Linked DNA regions of Homo sapiens: region 1 is linked to region 2. The links are chromatin contacts, found by Hi-C or POLR2A ChIA-PET in ENCODE. All regions are on one chromosome and are shown on one strand. The core of a region is the stretch at or near the end of the contact, and the rest is flanking DNA. Distances in the headings are between cores, read along the strand shown. Region 1 holds the start of FAM240B (family with sequence similarity 240 member B). Region 2 has its middle 50 kb from the start of FAM201A.

Evidence for each region. A loop is a pair of places that touch in the nucleus more often than their neighbours do. ChIA-PET counts read pairs that join two places held with the same protein, here RNA polymerase II (POLR2A). Pooled maps may share reads with other maps.
Region 1: a map of heart right ventricle shows a loop between it and region 2 (2.9-fold over the local background). The contact joins the promoter of FAM240B here to the enhancer-like site in region 2. A Hi-C loop is called at or near these places in 12 of 168 maps with a recorded cell type or tissue (A673, GM12878, IMR-90 and 8 more), 5 of 37 single-sample maps with no recorded cell type and 9 of 50 pooled maps. POLR2A ChIA-PET finds 5 or more read pairs at or near these places in 3 of 52 experiments (A549, AG04450 and IMR-90).

What each region holds. Positions count from the first base shown.
Region 1 is chr9:38,717,555-38,724,477 of GRCh38, reverse strand. It overlaps FAM240B (family with sequence similarity 240 member B), which reads left to right and starts at 4,345. Exons shown (of 3, transcript NM_001394922.1): 1 at 4,345-4,456.
Region 2 is chr9:38,666,989-38,674,223 of GRCh38, reverse strand. No RefSeq gene overlaps it. Among named protein-coding and RNA genes, the nearest start is that of FAM201A, 50 kb to the right of the region's middle. RefSeq lists an enhancer at 1,313-1,956. Within about 2 kb of position 1,768, at least 5 of the 41 ENCODE cell types and tissues checked have a DNase peak (open chromatin) inside an H3K27ac peak, as active enhancers do; they include Panc1 and heart right ventricle, where a contact is called at or near this core.

The DNA of each region.
Region 1 (6,923 bases), core at 3,096-5,595, 48 kb before region 2:
ATGATGGAAATGTTGGGGAATCATACAGGGATGATAGTTACACAACATTGTGAATGTACCAAACACCACTGAATTGTACACTTTAAAATGGATAAAATGGTGAATTTTATGTTATGCGTATCTTGTCACAGTAAAAGTAATTGATTGATTAATTTTTTTGAGATGGAGTCTCATTCTGTCTCCAGGCTGGAGTGCAATGGCTCGATCTCTGCTCACTGCAACCTCCGCCTCATGGGTTCAAGCAATTCTCCTGCCTCAACCTCCCGAGTACCTGGGATTACAGGCATGTGCCACCACGCCCAGCTAATTTTTGTATTTTTAGTAGAGACAGGGTTTCACCATGTTGGACAGGATGGTCTTGATCTTTTGACCTCGTGATCTGCCCGCCTCGGCCTCCCAAAGTGCTGGGATAACAGGCGTGAGCCACCGCACCTGGATGATTAATTCATATTTTAAAAAGGGCAGTGGGCCAGATTTGGCCTGAGGGCCACAGTTGCTGCTCCCAGGTCTGTAGCCACACTGCTGATCTGTGTGACGGCAGGTTCCTTAGTCTCGCTGTGCCTCAGAAGGTTGTGTGAGGATGAGAACAGTTAATACTTACAAAGGGCTTAAAGTAGTGTTTGGAACATAGGACATATGCCAGAGATGCTCGGTGTTATCATTGCTGTTGTTGTTAATAGTAAACCTCTTAGAGTCATGGAGCCCTTTGAGGATTTAAGGAAAATTATGAACCCTCTAAGAAAAAACAATGCGCCTATGCATACATGAGAAAGTTCCACAAGGTTACAAGCCCAGGCAGAGCCAGGGGCCTAACTTCGAACGCCTAGATATCTGTGTCACCCAGCTGACACCATCAACAGGATTTAGTGGCTGAGAGAGAAAAGAGGCCCCAGGAGTCTCCACCTGGGAAGGCACAGCCATCAGGAGGAGGCCAGAGGAAACAGAAATGAAGGTTGAGGGGGTGCCTGAGAAGAGGACAGGAGGGTCTCAGAGTCAGACTCTGCCCAGGTGGTGGTTTATCTAGACACTGCTATGGCTGGGTTCCCCTGACCATTCACAGTGGCTAGCTGCACCCAGGACACAGCAGGCTGGGGGGCAGGGCTGCTGGCACCCTTTGCCTTAGACAGAGCTAGCATGACAGTGAGGTGACACCGATATGGGAATGCCATCCAGGAGGGCCTTCCAGCAGTTATCCAGACCGCATCAACTCTAATGTCTTATTTTCCATATTCTGTGTGCACTGACATTTGGAGCCCTGATCCTGGAGAACCTGCCCCTCCAGGGCAAGCTAATTCCTGGAGATAGCACGTGTCTCCCTGCAAGCACCCCTGTGATATGCAAGTCAACCAGTCCAGAGCCCACACCCCACTATCTCCTTCCCCAAACTCTCCACACCAAGCCAGTATTTCCTTTAAGCCACCCAGGACCAGGAACCAGGCAATAAAGACCACCCTATGGCCCAGAGCCCACCAAAGTTATTCAAACTTGTCAATCCTAAGGTCACCATACCCATCCCTTCCTGCAAAAACCCCAAAAAAGGCTCTGGTCCACACTGTCCCCTCTTGCCTCTCTCTGCCTCCTGACCAACCCTGGTGCTTGCCGCATGCCCCTGCATGGCACGATGGCCGTACCTCTTCTTCCTAGGGATTTGTAAATATGAACTTCTTCCCTCATGACAGTCATTTCTGCATCTGCATGTCTTACTACACTTGATTAAAACAAATCCCAGGTACAGATTTTAATACACATACCTCACAGCTATACTGGAACTGGTCATCACACACACAAAGGAATTGGACCTCAGACTAGCTCCATGATGATGGGAATAAAGGGCTGGATGGTCAAGTGCTATCCACATATCACACGTGTCCAGGCCATGGCCAATAAGCCACTGGTATTATATCTTGCAATGCAAGATGTGAAAACAAGAAGTTTGGAATGAAACATCCAGCAAGAGACCTCCAGTTCTCTATTTACTGGTTCCTGTTTCTTCCCTCCCCACACAGGCCTGTAGGTACATCATTGTCACCCCCTTCTCACCCCACCAGACCCTCTACTTCCAGAAGGAATCTTCCTGGGGCTCATCTGTGAATGTAGATTGGAGCTTGAAATTCCCAGGGCTCTGTACTCAGGAGAAGGGTTAGGTTTCTAGTTTACAGCAGTGCCTATCACTGGGGAGGCTTTCCTTGGCCTGTTTGGCAGATAAGGTTTTTAAATAAATATAGACCTGATTGTCTTCTACAAGATATTTTGTCTGTCTGTGCTGTTTCTTTTTTTCTCTCCTTTACATCTCTTCTTTTGGGTCCCAGAGTCCAGTTGGTATGTACACCTCTACTAAGTGTACAAGATGCTCAGTAACCCCTGGGGCTCCCCTTCTCTTTTGGGTGGCAACATCAGGAAGGAAAAAAAATAAAATTCAAAAAGTGAAGTGGCATAAATTCCCTGTTTCAAAATAAGGAGAAAGAAGAAATGCTCGGGGTAGTAATAACTGTATTGATGATAATGGTAATAATAGCTTCCATTGAGTAAGTGTGCTTTTGTCCTAAAAGCTATGCGGGGGGGCATCCCTGCTTAAATTCTTGAAACCAGCTCCCCTTAATGGGTTCCCCGCTCTGCTCCTCCACCCATTGGGACCCTGGGCCACGGGCAGCTCTTGCAGCCTCTGCTCCTCCTTCCAGAAGTAGGGTCTTGCAGGGGCTCTGACCTGAACACATGTTCTATTGTCTCTTCCTCTTTCAGATAAACTCCTTGTATTGGTAGGGGAATGAATAGTGGAAGTGCTTGGGGCTTGGGCAGAGACATGTGCTGAACATCTCACTTTAGTAAGAGCTTGAGTCGGACAGCCTGGGTTCAAATCTTAATTCTGCCACTTTCTAGCCATGCGGCCTCTGTCTTCCCAATCAAATCAAAGATAAAGTCAAGATCAAAATGTGGACATCCCTATACTTATAGATTAAAACCTTATTTGAACTAGGAAGAGCATAAATGCTCATTCCTTAAAGTGGAACAAATTGTTAATTGTGCAAGATTCTATATTAGTAGATTAAGTAAGTGTTTACAGAATTGCTATAAGCCAAGTGGAGTAACACCACATAAGAAATAGTTTGATAACCTTTCTCTTGGAGTCTTGCTAATGGCTTCAATAAAGGCTGAGGCATCACATGTAGCCAAAATAACTTTCACAGGAGAGAAAGAAAAGGAGGAAAGAGGGAGGAAGGGAGGGAGGAAGGGAGGGACGAAGGAAGGGAAACTAACACCTAGTGATCTGTTAGCTGCTAATTATTCAAGTTTCTCTATATTTTCTTAAGTGGAAATATACAAATATGTATATAACTTCACTTCTGTGATTTCAGTATACTCCTTAGAAACATTTTTGTTGAGTTTTTTCTCTTTAAATTGTTGATTTTATATAGGTGGGACCCTGCATGACGGTTTCAGAATTAACTCCTCTCTTTCCTTACCAAAAAAAAAAATTTCATCTCTAAAATTTGGTTCTGCTATTAAATAAGGCATCCAGCTTAATGTAAAGGGGCTTATTAAAACACTTTCACAGACTCAACATTAAATATCACTTCAGCAGGATAACATCTGAACATCAATATTAGATGAGCTTGACATGTATAATGTAAGTTATAAATTTATACTCCACTGAACCAAGTAACGGGTGTGCAATTAGTAGCATAGTTAAAGGATTTGATAAAAACCAAAGCTATTTTTGTTATCAGATGAGTGAGGATTCTAAATGTTTTTCCTAAGGACAAAATGTGCTCCTCCATCATGGGATAAGAGCCACTCTAAAATGAGAAGTCGATCTCACTTGGATGCATTTTATTGGAAAACACTCACCGGGGTCAATTCCTGCTCCAACTGGTAGAGAACTCAGCAGACCATGATATGTCATCACCAGATTCCATTCAAGGATTAATGGCTCCAAAGAACCAGATGCCTCTCTAAGTCTTCCTGTAATGTTACACCCAAGTGTAACTCGTCCCACCATTCCAGTCCCCTTTACACACCAAGGTGCAGAGACTGGCTTTTCACAAGTCACAGGGGAATAGGGCACATGGATAATCCAGCCTCTGCTCTAAATCATCTCTCTTGGTTCAGGCCAAGTCATAGTACTTGTGGGACCTGCCAAAACAGAAGCTCGCCTTCTCTGGGGAGGGTGGGGTAGTACGAGATGGGATTTGTTTAGAGCCATCTCTCACCACGAGGGAAGGCTACAATGTCCCTGGAAAGATATTGTCTGGTTCTGGTACTAATTTGGCTCAAATGACCTTGAAAGGTTAAGGGATTTCTGTAACTCCTCCACTCCTTATATAGGGGCTGCAACAATGTGATTTCAGGACAGCATCTGTGGCCTTCCTGAGCCGGACCTGAGGAATCAAGAGCAGGCCCGGGAGTCTTGCCCTCCTTTGCACCCTAGCCGGGTATCACCTGCAAATTCATCTTTAAGGTACAGTACATTGAGCTTGTGTTGTCAAGTGTGGGAACATCTTGCAACTTGGGCTGAAAATTGAAACAGACATCACCCCTTATATGTGTGTCCTTTATTGACCACTTGAATTCATTTTCTCTTCACCTTGAACACCTACGCTGTACCAGTTGGGAATAACAGATGGGCCAGTAGATTTTTTTCCATCTCTGATGTTTTTCCATCTTTTCCTAAATGTCAATGATGCAGAAATTTCATGTTAAAGAGTGTGGAAAAAGCAAGAAATTCGGGTAAATCTCACAGAGCAAGGCTTTTTGGAGATTAACCAAAATAAAGATATGTCTCATGTTGGTTGATGGATAATTTAGTCCCAAGGAAATGTTCATTGTAGATGCTGGATCATGGAAGCTTCTCAGGAAGCTGATGGTGGGGTGATTAATCATGAATTTGGGGTTTTTACTTGACTAACCTGAGACCTGGGAAATTCAACTGTAGAATTCCCTTTCGTCTGAGTTGATACAGTTGACTCTTCCCTAGCCCCTCATCAGATAGACTCAAGTGCATGAGCCTCACACAAAGTCAAGCTTCAATAAATGTTATTTGATTAAATTGATATTTAATTTTTATTATAAAAGTGAGTTCTAGCACTCTTTAAGTGTAAGTTAATTAGAAAAGTAAACTTAAGAACTGCTGTTGGAATTATGACTTTTCCAAATTGGTAACATTTTACTGAAAATAGAACTAATCCTCTCAAGAGATGTACACTGTAGAAAAAACTACTTTTGCTGGGGGTGGGGGGGGATGCAGAGAAACAGAATTGCTTATTTATCGAAGAACAGTCTCCTTTTGCTAAAGCCTAATTATTGATATTTGCCCTTCACATATGTGCAAAGCAACTAGATACCCTCATTTGAAGGTGAAAAAACTGAAACACAAAGCCCCTGTAATTTTGAAGATACAGATTATTCCCTTGAACTTGAGGCTGATGATTTTTTCCTGACTATTAGAGCCAGATGGACCTCAATGAACCTGTAGATCAAACACCTCAACTCACAGATGAGAAGACTTACGTATCTTTTCCAAACTCTTTTAAAAAAAATAACTATTCAAAAAAGTGAATGAAATTCATAAAATAAAAAACATCAAAATGTATTTTAGAAATAACTGTATGTTAGTATTAATATGGTAACTCTAAGCCAAATATAGCATTCAAAGCAAATAGGAGAAACAAATTTTAATTGACCATTTAAAATAACTATCTACAGTTAGGACTTTGAACATTTTTTTTTTTTACTTATCTCAAACTATGTATATGTCCTATTAGCATAAGAATGCAATGAAACTGATTAATGTTTATGTTTATTTAAATTATAATTATTTTTTATTTTTGATGCAAAATTGAACTGAGAAATGTATTGGTTACTTCTCTATGGGCCCTGCCATGACTCATCAATTCATTAATTCAGCACGGTATTTTTTTGAGTTAGAAAAGCCAATTGTTTTCCAGGGTCTGTCTTAAGGTGGTCCATTCAGATATGTTCTCCTGAGTCCAAGACCTAAACCTGTGCTTGTCTTTTCATTAAGAGGTGAATACATTGACAGCCCATACTGTTATGTCATTGAGACTGAAAGGACCTCTACAGAAGAAGTTCTGCTAAGTCCACAAACATTCCAACACTTCCGTGACAGCAGAAGGCAATATGGAATTATGCTGTAAACATTTCAGGGTACCTGGACTTTGACCTGCAATTATACTTCTAGGAGTTTATGCTACAGATGTACTTACAGATGTGAACAAAACATGATTTACTCTGGAATTTTTTGTAATAGACCCAAGCAGGAATTAATTCAAATGTCCATCCATGCTAGAATGGTTAATTATGGCATATCCATAAACAGATTACTACACAACCATGAAAAACAATGTATGCTGACAAGCAAATATTTTCTTAGTTGAAAAAGGCAAAATGCAAAACAGTGTTTATTGTATGGCCCTGCTTGCAAAAACAATATTTTGTACACATACGTACGCATATATATGCTTCCAATAAGATGGAAATACAAATATGACATCATTAACAGTGGGTGTCTTTGGGAAGTGTTGCTGACTGCAGTAAAGTAAAATGGGAAACACTTCTTTATTTCATATCCTTCAGTGCTTTTTGAAATATTTTACCATGTGCACAAAACGACGTTCACATTTTTAAAAACAGAGTCTTAAAGGAGCATCTTTGCTAACAGTGTAAAACTTTGTAACTCTTGGCCGGGAGCAGTGGCTCACGCTTGTAATCCCAGAACTTTGGGAGGCCGAGGCGGGCGGATCACGAGGTCAGGATATTGAGACCATCCTGGCTAACACGGTGAAACCCCGTCTCTACTAAAAAATACAAAAAAATTAGCCGGGTGTGGCGGCGGGCGCCTGTAGTCCCAGCTACTCAGGAGGCTGAGGCAGGAGAATGGCGTGAACCCGGGAGGCGGAGCTTGCAGT
Region 2 (7,235 bases), core at 519-3,018:
CTTATGCCCGAAGCATGGCTCTGTGCTATGGTGGCGGAGAGTGGGAGAGGGGTTTTGAAGAGAAATGGAAGGGAGAAGAGAGAGGAAGCCTAGGCACCAGCAGCACCAAATACAGCAGCGTACAGAGAGTACAGTTCTCACAGCCAAAGACGCACGGAGCCACCCCAAAGCCGGGTGTGGCTGACATTTGTGAATTGGCATTCTGTAACTCAGGGCTCTATAAACCTTGCCACATGTGGTGAGAATTTTTAAATATCTCAACAGCCAATTCACATGGCTTCAAAAGCAATAAATTTTAAAACAAGAACTTTTGAATGGCACTGACAAAGTGTCCTCAGATTCATTATCACATTTACTCTTCAGCGCAGCCCTGTGAGGTTCACATCCAGGCCTCACGGAGGAGGACACTGAGGCCGGGAGACTTTCCAGGTCTTGCCGGGGATGGCACAGCTTGGCTTTGGTGCCCAGGACTGAGCCATGACTTAGGGCATGCGCTCTTTTCATTGTATTGTGTTCGCAACGATTGCCTAACAACTTTTTGTACGGTTTTTAAAAATTACTGCAGCAGATATGTCTGTGCTGAATGTAACTTAAGATGTTAGTTTGCTTCACGTAAACTGAAGCGGCTCATTTTCGGTCCCCAGCTTTTCGTCACGGTGCGTTTAGCCATTTGGCTGAACAAATAGAGGGACTGTTTCTTCCTCCTCCTTCTCTCAGCACATTCACCTTTTCAGCACAGAATTTTATGAATTCTGCTCCAGTTGTCCAGGTGTAAGAGAGGGAGAAATCTGGAGAAGGAATACTAATTCTATAACTTGGCAGAGACTATCTGCCATAAGCCTAATAGTCAATGAAAACCACTGAGCGTACACATTTCATTTACATTTCCCATCGCCAAGTGCAAGGCCCTGCCTTGGGAACTTTTAGGGCCATAACTGTGGAGTTTCAGAGAGCAAGTCTCAATTTACTAGTTAGTCCTTAATGTAGATGTTTGGACCACTCTTGTTTTTAAAGTGGTAAAACACACACCAGAACACTGTCGAGCATACACGTTTTGGATGTCAGATTGATTTTCAGGGAGGCAGTGGTCTGCAAAGCTGGCAGAGGAGTGGCCCGGCGCGGTGGCTCACACCTGCAATCCCAGCACTTTGGGAGGCTGTGGTGGGTGGATCACTTGAGGTCAGGAGATGGAGACTATCCTGGCTAACACGGTGAAACCCGGTCTCTATTAAAAATACAAAAAATTAGCCGGGCGTGGTGGCAGACGCCTGTAGTCCCAGCAACTCGGGAGGCTGAAGCAGGAGAACGGCGTGAACCCGGGAGGCGGAGCTTGCAGTGAGCCAAGATTGCGCCACTGCACTCCAGCCTGGGCGACAGAGCGAGGCTCCATCTCAAAAAAAAGAAAAAAAGAAAAAAAGAAAAAAAAAAAAAGCTGGCAGAGGAGCTCCTTTGGATAGAGGACACTTCAACTTTGATGGGGGCGGGGTTCCCCGGCTCTCTCTGGAGTGAAAACCCCGTGCACCACAGGGCACTTCCGTGAGCCGGAGGAGCAGCAGGGCCTGGCGAGCCCATCACAGAGGGAGCCTGCGGTTTCAGAGGCGACCACAGATCCGGCTGAAGAGCTGGTCCGAGAGCAGCTGGCTCTGCTGGGTGTGGCCAGCGTCTCTGCGGGGTACAGACCCAGCAGGGGGCAGCAGGGCCCTCAGCGCTCACATAACAAGCGCTGACCTCTGGGGAAGGCAGGCTCACATTTCCTCAAGGTTTTCTATTTGCACCAGATGAATTCAGTGTCAAATATGAAAGGGCATCTTTCCAAGGGCCGTTAAGAGAGTCTCGTTTACTATGTAAACAAGGACAGAAGGCATCGAAGCCGGCATGCCATTATTCCTTGGCTTCTGAACGTTCGAGTGGAACTGCTTGTCCCGTGATTGCTACTAGCATTAAAATATTGGTTGGATTGTCCCATGAACATGAAAGTTTACAGCAAAGAGTGATTTTTCCAAAAGAGGAGCTGCAACAGTATTTGAGTTCCGCTTCTACATCCTTAATTTTCTGAGGTTCCCTCAGAAAATCGGCAGAGTGGGTAGGATTCAGAAGGTTTTTCAGGGCTTCGATTAGTCGGAATTTTTTTTTTCAGTTCCCTTAGAGATTTATTTTGAAGTGCCCCTGCCATGACTTTTCTGCCTGCCTGTGTGGCTTTCAAACCTGACCACCAAGTGTTTAGGGGTGAGTCATTTTCCCACAGGTAGGAGAGTAAGAAGAGTCTCTAGCCCCCACGGGGAGGGTCATGAGAGCAAACACGAGAGAGGACTTGGTCCTTACCAGAGGTCATCTCCAAAAAAGTGAGGTGTTCCAGTGATCATTCCCTGACCGATGACTTCCTGAGCTATTTTCTGCAGTAAACAGTCTCTATGAGATATCATAGGAAATGAGTTTTAGACTTTCTTTCACCAAACATTTCTTTTATTGTTTTCCAGTAACATTTGCATTGTTTCACCCTGATCTCATCTATTCACCATTTGTGACATTTTTTCAAGCCTCGGTTCACCTCTTTTTCATGTCCCCTTCTGGTCTTTTGAGATAACACTTTCAGAATTTTGCCATTCTGCTATGAGGCCTGTGTCTATTTGCGTGAGAAGAATTCCACGTGGAGGAGGTGAGGGCCCAGTTGTTTGGTTTGGAGAAGCCCATGACTGCTCATTCGTCTGAGGCCCTGCCTATGCCAGGTGTATGGAGTACTTTCATGTGACATGTACAGCTCTTCCAGCTGAGCATAAAAGCAGGCTCCTCACCCTTTTATCAAATAATTGACTCAGAACTTTAACCAAGACAGATACAAGTATCTTAAGACCTGAATTTATTTTTTAATTTACTAGACATTGTGTTTAGTGTACTAATTACAGTGTATAATTAAAGAACAGCGTAGGGTTGGCTAACATAGAAGGTGGTTAAACTCTGGTGTGCAATACCCTCTCAGTAAACTTTTAAATGGCATGGGTTGTGGTTGAGTGATATGGAGAAAAGTCTTGGCCTTTGGTTCCTATTACTACTTCTCATCTCTTGCTCTTATTTACTGTTTTGGGCTGTTCATGAAAGGGATTTTTTTCTACTCCCCAGCTCTTGCTCATAGGTAATTCAATAATAGTTAAGTCATAAATATCTTAAATGAGAAAAGTTTATTCCTATTTAGATTTCTAATTACTCCGCAGAATTTGAATTCCACATAATTTGAGATTGCTTTAAGAGTCCACTAATAACCAGTGCTGGAGTGCTCTCTCATCACTCATAACGGGGCACTAAATGTCAAATGTTCATCTAGTGATTTATGCTCTTATTTCACAGCTTTCCTTAATTGCTTTTTACATAAATCTGAGAAATAGTGATTAAAGTATTGCAGGCTTTGGCACATTTATCATTAGCTTGTAATATCTTCTGATACAGCGTTAAGTGCTTGGCTAACAGAGATGAAGCAGTGCTTTAGTCACAGGGCTTGCCCTGCTGTGGAGAAGGCTCTGTTCCCAGAAGGGAATGGCCAGTGGTGCAGACTGTCCCTGTCTCAGAAGAGCCCATCCATTTCCTGGGAATTCGTAACCCACAGCAAGAAACATCACCTTCTAATTTTCCTATGGGATCATACCCACTAGATACAAATGATAATGAAATATCCTTTGCTGTTTTAATTTTTAAAACACTGAATGCTCAGTCTGGGTGCAGTGGCTCACACCTGTAATCCCAGCACTTTGGGAGGCCGAGGTGGGTGGCTCACAAGGTCAGGAGTTCAAGTCCAGCCTGGCCAATATGGTGAAACCCTGTCTCTACTAAAAATACAAAAATTAGCCATGTGTGGTGGTGCACACCTGTAATCCCAGCTACTTGGGTGGCTAAGGCAGGAGGATCACTTGAACCAGGGAGTTGGAAGTTGCAGTGAGCCGAGATGGTGCCACTGCACCTCAGCGTGGGTGACAGAGACTCTGAAGAAAAAAGAAAACACTGAATGCACAGGAAATGGGATCAGCCCTCAGTTTCTTCTCATACTTTGGCCCTAAAGCCCTGATAACCGTGAAAACTGCTTCTGAGGATGGAATGAGCAGGATCTTTGAACTAAAAAGCACTAGCAAATGTGTGGTGTCTGCTCTGTGGCATTCTCTTTCTAAGAACGTGTTGTCCTGCCCCAATCTGGCTGTCTCTTCTCTTGTAGGGTCATACAAGAGGAGAGAGGGTCATGGCAAGAATTGGTCCAATCTTTATAGATGTTCTTTTTCCAGAAAATGGGTAAAAACTACGTTTTTTTGTTTGTTTGTTTTGTTTTGTGTTTGACAGAGTCTCATTCTGTCACCCAGGCTGGAGTGCAGTGGCGTGATCTCGGCTCACTGCAAGCTCTGCCTCCCGGGTTCACACCACTCTCGTGCCTCAGCTGCCCGAGCAGCTGGGACCACAGGTGGCTGCCACCACGCCCGGCTAATTTTTTGTATTTTTTTTTTTAGTAGAGACAGGGTTTCACCGTGTTAGCCAGGATGGTTTCGATCTCCTGACCTTGTGATCCGCCCACCTCGGCCTCCCAAAGTGCTGGGATTATAGGCGTGAGCCACCGAAAACTATGTTTTTAAACATCCTGTAATGATAATTCATAATGGAATGGAGAAAAAAGAAAAGAAAAGAAGGAAGGAAGGAAGAAGACAAGGAGAGAAAAAAATAAGTCGCATGCACAGCACCCGTGGAAATATCTGAATCAGCAGCAATGCCTTGAAGCTCTTCAGAAATCTTCTCATTCCCCAATTAGAAACAGACCGAGCAGCCTACAAGAAAACTCTCAGCCTTCATTCTGCAAGATCATCACCAGGCATGGCCCTTGCTAAGCCAGTGCTGGGGAGGAGGGCATGAGGCTGCAGCCGGGGCTCTGCTGTGGACCCTGGAACCTGGGACTGAACTGTGCCTCAGCCATCAGCACTGCCTTCCCTCCTGATGGCCTTGGCCTCTGGCCTTCAGGACAGCTGCCCCTCCATTAAACATGTGTGAGATCAGACAATGGGCTGAGTTCTTCCAGTGTCCTTTCCCAACCCCAGATCTCCACCCCTTCCCCTCTTCACAAACACCTGCCCGAGTCCCTACTCAGGTCTCCGGTTGCCTGTTCCCACTCTCTGTGCAGCCACCACGTAGTTCCTGTACAGTAAAAGGTTAATTCAGAAAGTCTGGAGCATTCAAACCCTGTATGTTGAAAAACATGCCTGGCCCTTGGCCAGTTTCTGGGCAGTGACCTCTAGGTGCTCAGAACATCCTGCCTTACGAGAGCATCTTCGTGTACCTGGTGTCTCGGGCCACACCAACATGTGTGCTCACTGTGCGATTATTTCAGGGTGGAGGCCTTGGCCCATGCTCTTTCCATTTGACCACTGAAGAGGCTGGAGACTGAGTAGCTATGGTCAGTATACGGTATGAGGAGAGAATCTACCTCCATTCCCCACCTATTATGCCTGCACCACTGACTCATAAGTTTCCTTCCCTCGTAATTAGTGATGCCGCCTATAAACTCTTATTCTGGGGGGTGGAGCAGAGGAGGGGTCTCTGCCAGCAGCCTGTGCTCTCCAATTCATCTATCTACTCTTAAAACAGACCTACATCTGCATAGAGGTCTGTAATATATTTAAATTTTTCCAATACTCTTGATTTTTAAAGATTTCTTGGTGAATATTGGCACTTACCTACAGGATATTTTAGCAACACTTTGTCCAATCCTGCTCTCCCAATCGCATGGGGCTTTTAATTTGAATTTAATCTTATTATAGTATCCTGCCACTTATTCAAGTCTACTTTTATTGGTGTCTGTAAAGGCTTATGGTTTATGCCATGAAAGCTCCTGTATTTTTTTTTCTTTTGGATTTTTAGTTACTGTACTGTTGCAAATGGGATTCATCACCAGCGGCATCTTGGGTTTTTCACCTGGCTGTGCTGTGACCAGCATCTAGTTATAGGCATACAATAATGTGTAAAAACCACTACCTGTTTCTATGTTTGAAACTTCTGTTTAAGCAGTCAGCAAGCCAGAAATTACCATGACTACTATTTGCTAAGAATCCTGGGCTAGGAGCAACGCCCAACATTTAAAACTTCCCTGAGGACACACTAAATCGAGGCTTAAGATACCTGTTATCTCGCCCCTAGACCCCAAGAGCCATTGTCACATATGTGGGTCCTCCTGGAAAAGCAACCCAGGAAGGCAGTGAAAACCCATCCAATGGTTCCAGCCTGCCACTGGCCATGACATAGCTGCTTTCACCTTGACAGATCTTGTGTGGTTGCCCTAAAAATGCAACTAAGGAAACCATATGAATTCCTTGGTCACCAGGTACTTCATGCATGATCAGAACAGTCCAGCCAGCTGACTTGCAGCCCCTCCAACACGGGGAGAGATAAATGAACAGAAATCAAGGCAAGAGGCCAGGCGCAGTGGCTCATGCCTATAATCCCAGCACTTTGGGAGGCCGAGGTGGGCGGATCACGAGGTCAGGAGATTGAGACCATCCTGGTTAACACAATGAAACCCCGTCTCTACTAAAAGTACAAAAAATTAGCCAGGTGTAGTGGAGGGTGCCTGTAGTCCCAGCTACTCGGGAGGCTGAGGAGGAGAATGGCGTGAACCCGGGAGGTGGAGCTTGCAGTGAGCTGAGATTGCGCCACTGCACTCCAGCCTGGGTGACAGAGAGAGACTCTGTTTCAATAAAAAATAAATAAATAAATAAAAATAAAAATAAATCAAGGCAAGAATCCACGGCCACTCTCTTCTTTGGCTGGAGCCATGACAATATTGATAGTTTTGTTATAGCAATCAGGAAGGAGAAAAAATGCTTTAACTTGTCCCCAGGTCGTAACATGGAAAATAAAACCATTTTGAACCACAGAGGAGTGGACCAATTCAGGTCCTCACAATCTTTTACAGGTCAACATTTTCTCAAGAGGGAAAATCTTCACTCATTGTTCTGTCGCCCAGGCTGGAATGCAGTGGTGCAATCTCAGCTCACTGCAACCTCCACCTCCCAAGTTCAAGTGATTCTCCTGCCTCAGCCTCCCGAGTAGCTGGGATCACAGGCATGCGCCACCACACCTGGCTACTTTTTTATATTTTTGATAGAGACGGGGGTTTCACCATGTTGGCCAGGCTGGTCTCTAACTCCTGACCTCAAGTGATCTGCCCACCTCGGTCTCCCAAAGTGCTGGGATTACATGCATGAGCCACCAAG